Regions from separate parts of the Homo sapiens genome. Here region 1 is linked to region 2. Evidence: chromatin contacts called from ENCODE Hi-C or POLR2A ChIA-PET data. All regions are on one chromosome and are shown on one strand. Each heading gives the region's core, a stretch centred on a gene start or an enhancer-like site at or near the end of the contact. The rest is flanking DNA. Distances are from core to core; before and after follow the strand shown. Region 1 overlaps SLC8A1 (solute carrier family 8 member A1). Region 2 overlaps SLC8A1 (solute carrier family 8 member A1).

Region 1 (2,832 bases), core at 273-2,772, 100 kb before region 2:
GATGCTGGAAGACACACACCCAGGTTGTGGGGAAAATGTCAGGGCCCAGGTGCTCTCGTTATGCTGGAGATCAGTCTTTCCAGCCCAAGAGTCTTTGCTCATGAGTCTGAATCATGTGTTTCCTCTCTTCCTAACACTGACATTGACTTTACAATCTGATTTTGAACTCTGCTCATGTTAGGGTGCAACCATTTCACACAGACAACATTTTTTAACTGCAAATGCTTAGGCCCATTTCCCAGATTCTGGTTTACCACTGGAGATTTGGTGAATCAGCACGTGACCCTGTGAGCATTACTTTACTCATTCAATAAGCAGATGTTGTGCATCTTCTAAGTGCCAGGCTGTGCTCTAGGAACTGGGAATACCTCAATGAAAAAAAAGAAATGAAAATCCCTGCCCTTAGAGAGTTGCATCTTTTGAAGAGAGAAAGACAATAAATAGAACCATTGAATAAAATAGATAGCATGTAAGAAGTAATAAGAGCTGGCCAGACGTGGTGGTTCATGCCTGTAATCCCAGCACTTAGGGCTGAGGCAGGCAGATTACCTAAGGTCAGGAGTTCAACATGGTGAAACCCTGTCTCTACTAAAAATACAAAAAAAAAAAAAAAAATAGCCGAGCATGGTTGGCAGGCACCTATAATCCCAGCTACTTGGCAGGCTGAGGCAGAAGAATTGCTTGAATCCAGAAGGCACAGGCTGCAGTGAGCCGAGTTCATACCACTGCACTCCAGCCTGGGCGACAGGAGCAAGACTATGTCTCAAAAACAAAAACAAAAAAGTAATAAGTGCTATCTCGAAAAATAAAGTAGGGGAAAGGGCCAACAGTGCATCTCATGAGTTTTCAACAACTTCGTTATTTTATATCCTAAGTCTATCTTTCCTTTTGTGACCACATTGCCTACCTTCACCCTAGTTTCTTCATTTCCTGGACAATTTCAGCGGGTATTTTTGGTCATAAGGCAGGGGCCTGACTTCTGTTTTGTGAGTTTAAGAGAAAGGCTTGAGCCTATGATGTGACCGCTCATAGCCCATCCCCTTCGGCACCTGTCCCAAAGTATTAAACAGCAGAGAGGAAACTTTCTTTGGAAGGGAAAATTAGGTATTAGTAGAGGGTCTCTGTGTAAATGAGGTTTTTTTTTTCCTGAAATCTGGCCATGGTCTGATAGCCTGAGGCTGGAGCCAGGGCAGTAATTTTCACTTTAGGTGAGATGGTCAGATGAGAAAAGCCTTCATCCTCTGGCATCATCTCTTTGTCTAGAAACATTTGGAAGTGCTTGCCTTGGTAGTGGATAAGGATTTATGGTTGCTTTAATGTTGCCTTAGAAACAGATTAATTGCTTAGCTTTGAGTCTTTCAGTCAGCAAGAATTACATAGAAGGGAATTCCAAGTACTGATGAAGGCCATCAAGGAGTTCCTTGGAATAACCCCAGCTGCCAATCAAGAGGATGCCATTAGGATGACTGTCCAATATATTGGGCTGTTAGGAATGCCAGCATATGCCTTTGCTCTGAGTCACGTCCTCCTTGGTAGTCAAAACTGGCTATAGCTTCCAGCAGGGAATGGTCACCGTGCTGCCAACCACTCTTCAGGCCTCTGCTCCAAAAGCTCTCCCTCTTCCTTTACAAAGCAGTTGGATCTATCTCTTGTAGATGTGGGTTTCTATTCCTTGTAGCTGTGACCTCTTCCTCCGACACAACTGGCTGGACTACTCACAGCTGGATATCTTTTTACCATCCTTTGTCAGTGTCATTTGGGTCTGTAATCTGTGGGTGATGGGTTGTGTGTTGTTTTAAAATAAATAGTGATCAGAAGATAATTTGGGTATTCTTGATACTGTGCTAAAGTCTCATTTCATGATGTAATGGATATTTTAAGTTAGTACTGCTCACAGTTGTACGAGTTGATCTGAATCCACCATAAAAATCAGCCTATACTTTGTATTGGTAAATTAAGGCAGAATATAAGAAAGCCAGGCAGCAAATCAACATATCCACAGTCTCTATTCTTATCTTTCTGCTTAATTTGTATGGAAATGTATATTTGAGGGAAAATGGGGAGAGTTTAGTAGAACTACTTTGAATCTGATGATAGAGGAAAGACCCCGAAAGAAAGAAAACAAAAGGATGAAGAAGGAACTCACATTTAGATAACATCTATTCCACATCTTCGTGGGCATTTGAATTTGGTATTAATTTAATAAGAAAAAGAAATTTAAGTCCAGAGAGTTCTTTCCAATTGCTTCATTGCCAATAAGCTACATCAGTGTGCTGTGTCCACTGTTCACAAATTATAATACTGCTCTCTTTTGAATATAATTGTAATGTTTTTAGTTAACACCGGAAGCCCCCTTCCTTTTTCTCTGATAATGATGATGGATTTTTACTGACCTGTCTACCTTTAGACATCTGGTGACCTTTTGGCTAAGAACATATTGTGGGATGTGGGCTAGGGAAGGGATAAAGGGCAGGGCTTTTTCTTGGCTGGCCCAGGAGATTGCCCTGACAGTGCATGCAGGAAGAGGTTGCCAGGCAATTGCTAAAAGACCAGATTGAAGGGCAGCTGTCTCTAGGAACATGCTAGCCCTCATGTTACATCACAGTTATTGATGCTTGTCTGTTTGAGTCTAATGCATAAGATAAAAGCCAGGCTATTGGAAACCTTCCACAAGACTTTTGCTAACTAGGCCCTCCTGACCCTGCATGGAAGCCAAGAGGCTTTCCAACGGGCTAGTCCAAGCCAACCCCAATAGTTCTCAAAGATTACTTCACACACTATCAGGGATGATATAATGGAGCAGTTAGTTATATCAGTCTTGGAAAAAGACCA
Region 2 (2,991 bases), core at 118-2,617:
TCAATGGGATACCTAGGTCTTGAATAAAATGAATAGAATTCAGATTTTTCCCCAATAACATTGGTTACCTCAACATTCTTATGCTAGCTTGGGAATAAAAGACACTTTTTTCTTTTTTTTTTTCTTTTCTTTTTTTTTTTTTTTTGAGACGGAGTCTCGCTCTCTTGCCCAGGCTGGAGTGCAGTGGTGCGATCTCGGCCCACTGCAACCTCCACCTCCCGGGTTCAAGGGATTCTCCTGCCTCAACCTCCCGAGTAACTGGGACTACAGGCACATGCCACCACACCTGGCAAATTTTTCGTATTTTTAGTAGAGACGAAGTTTCACCGTGTTAGCCAGGATGGTCTCGATCTCCTGACGTCGTGATCCGCCCGCCTTGGCCTCCCAAAGTGCTGGGATTATAGGCGTGAGCCACCGCACCCGGCCTAAAAGACAGTTTTAACTGAGTGCAACAAGTATTTTCGTTAAGAGATTTTTTTTCGTAATTTACCATTCTGCTGAATCAATTTTTAATCCAGTTGGAAGCTCTAAAATTCTAACATAATTCAGAAGCATTAAAAAAGAAGACTAAGGAAGAGAAAGCTACATTTTTATTTCAGCTTGTATTGCATTGTGCAGAAAGGAAAATAGTCTAGCTAATTTACTTTTCCTATGAAAAACCTTAGGAGGTCCAGAGGGCATCTTTTAAGCATTTTGTGCTCCACCATGCCATTTGGGTCAAAAGGATTTATTTAAAATATATTGGTTTGTTTATCTGATAACACATAACTCTGGAAAAGCTAATCAATCTACTTTATTCACGGAAATATTAAAATGATTCAGCTGGATGGTTAATTTTGGTAGTCAGGGATTATAAACTCACTTCACAGGATTTTTAAACAGGTTTGACATTCCTTTCCCATAAGAAAGCCTGTATATATTTGACCTTTGGATTTCAGCCAACCCTGTCATTTATTTTCTGCAGCTTGGTAGAGAATTATGTTCCTAAGCCATTTTTGGCTCACCAGCCTTTTTTCTCCCTGGCGTCACTACTTAGTACTAGAGCACAAGGTCAGAATAAGGAAGTTGAGGGAAGACTGGAGTTCTTTCATTAAAATGAACTCACGGGATAAAGATACATAAGTAAGGGGAAACACCGCCCCCCGCCCCCGTCCTCCCCCCACACACATGTTGCAGAAAGAGGATATCATTTGACTGTTTGAATTGAATTATGTAGTGAAGTAAAGGGTAAATCCAGAGTCAGGACTTGCAGTCTCAAAGTTCAAAGCCACTTAATGAAAAACAGAGCTCTTCACCATCCTCAAAAAGCATTTTCTAAACAGCCAATTGCATGTGGTGCTGTAAAGGGAATTACGTAGACCTAGCCTGTGACATTTAGAAAGGCATTCAAAGTTTAGAAATAAAATACTTACGGTGTTGCCAAGTCACTACACAAGCCTTTTAGTAAATCTCTGTTTAGAAAACTCACTGCCAGGCACTATGGCTGATGCCTATAGTCCCAACACTTAGGGAGGCTGAGGTGGGAGGATCACTTGAGCCAAGGAGTTTGAGGTTACAGTGAACTGTGATCACACCACTGCACTCCAGACAGTGCGATCATAGCTCACTGTAACCTCAAACTGTCTGAAAATAAATAAATACATGGAGAGAAAAATTATCATAGACGAAAATATTTAGAAAAGCCATCCTAGGCCGGTCACGGTGGCTCACGCCTGTAATCCCAGCACTTTGGGAGGCCAAGGCTGATGGATCACCTGAGGTCAGGAGTTCAAAACCAGCCTGGCCAACTGGCAAAACCCTGTCTCTACTAAAAATACAAAAATTAGATGGGCACAGTGGTGGCCGCCTGTAATCCCAGCTACTCGGTAGGCTAAGGCAGGAGAATCGCTTGAACCCGGGAGGCAGAGGTTGCAGTGAGCCGAGATCGCACCATTGCACCCTAGCCTGGGCGACAGAGCGAGACTCCGTCTCAAAAAAAAAATAAACATAAAATAAAATAAATAAATAAAAAGCCACCCTAATGAAAAATAATTGATGAGTTTTAGTACAAAACTCATCCTATTTTATGCAGTTAACTCACATAAAATTTTGCTAATATAAAGGGCACTTTTTTATTCTCCCGGGAGTGTTCTTTACTGTAGGGTTGCATATACATTAAAGTGGGTCATAGAAGTGAATACAGACAAGTACCAAATATAGTAGGCATTATGTGTGTGTGTTTTATGATTCTATGAATATTCTATGAATATTCTGTAGAAAATGAAGTTAAAAGCATTGGTTAGACTTTTCACTTTCTAGCCTCTCACTAGTGGTAATAAATAATGACAATAGTAATGATAAGACACATTTATTGATAATGTATTATGTGCCAGACACTAAGCTTAGCACACTATATGGCAATTACTGAATTATCTCAATAAATTCTTATAACAATCTCATACCATAGATAATATCACCCTCATTTTCCTAGGTAGGAATCAGAGGCTTAGAGCCAAGATTTGAACCCTTGTCTGCAGGCCTGCAAAGCTGATGCTCCTAGCATCTACGTGTACTCCTCAAAACCTATCATAAGATTTTATTTCATTTGGAAGAAAGAAAGTATTTATTGTCTTTTGAGACGTTTTTATTCATTCAATTTTGTATGTGGCTCTGGTTTGCAGGTAACTCGATTGTATTAGATTAGATATTTATCTGTAGTTACAAGCAAGTTATATTTAGCAAATGCCGTAGATTCCAGAGGCAGTAAATCTTGCCATTTGTCATTTTTCCAGAATGCCTCAATTTACTTGATTAATCATGATCAGTCAATTATTTAGCAGTCTGTGCAAAAAGAGAATATATTTTAACTTTATTTTTCCTTTATGAGCTGGTAATTGGTAAAATGAAGAGAATTTCCACATTTACCTTTGCAACTATAAGCAACTAGTAGTATATTTATTTTGTATATAGACAATTACCTCTCTTTATAATAGTAATTTATTGATGGGTGTG

The links. Hi-C counts contacts between places; a loop is a spot of excess contacts on that map. ChIA-PET counts read pairs that join two places held with the same protein, here RNA polymerase II (POLR2A). Pooled maps may share reads with other maps.
Region 1: a loop to region 2 is called in a map of endothelial cell of umbilical vein, with 6 times the contacts of the local background. The contact joins two enhancer-like sites. A Hi-C loop is called at or near these places in 3 of 168 maps with a recorded cell type or tissue (PC-9, aorta and endothelial cell of umbilical vein) and 2 of 50 pooled maps. POLR2A ChIA-PET finds 5 or more read pairs at or near these places in 2 of 52 experiments (AG04449 and BJ).

What each region holds. Positions count from the first base shown.
Region 1 is chr2:40,433,726-40,436,557 of GRCh38, reverse strand. All of the region lies in intron 1 of SLC8A1 (solute carrier family 8 member A1), which reads left to right. Among named protein-coding and RNA genes, the nearest start is that of SLC8A1, 17 kb to the left of the region's middle. RefSeq lists an enhancer at 860-2,059. Within about 2 kb of position 1,522, at least 8 of the 41 ENCODE cell types and tissues checked have a DNase peak (open chromatin) inside an H3K27ac peak, as active enhancers do.
Region 2 is chr2:40,330,592-40,333,582 of GRCh38, reverse strand. All of the region lies in intron 2 of SLC8A1 (solute carrier family 8 member A1), which reads left to right. Among named protein-coding and RNA genes, the nearest start is that of SLC8A1, 120 kb to the left of the region's middle. Within about 2 kb of position 1,367, at least 4 of the 41 ENCODE cell types and tissues checked have a DNase peak (open chromatin) inside an H3K27ac peak, as active enhancers do.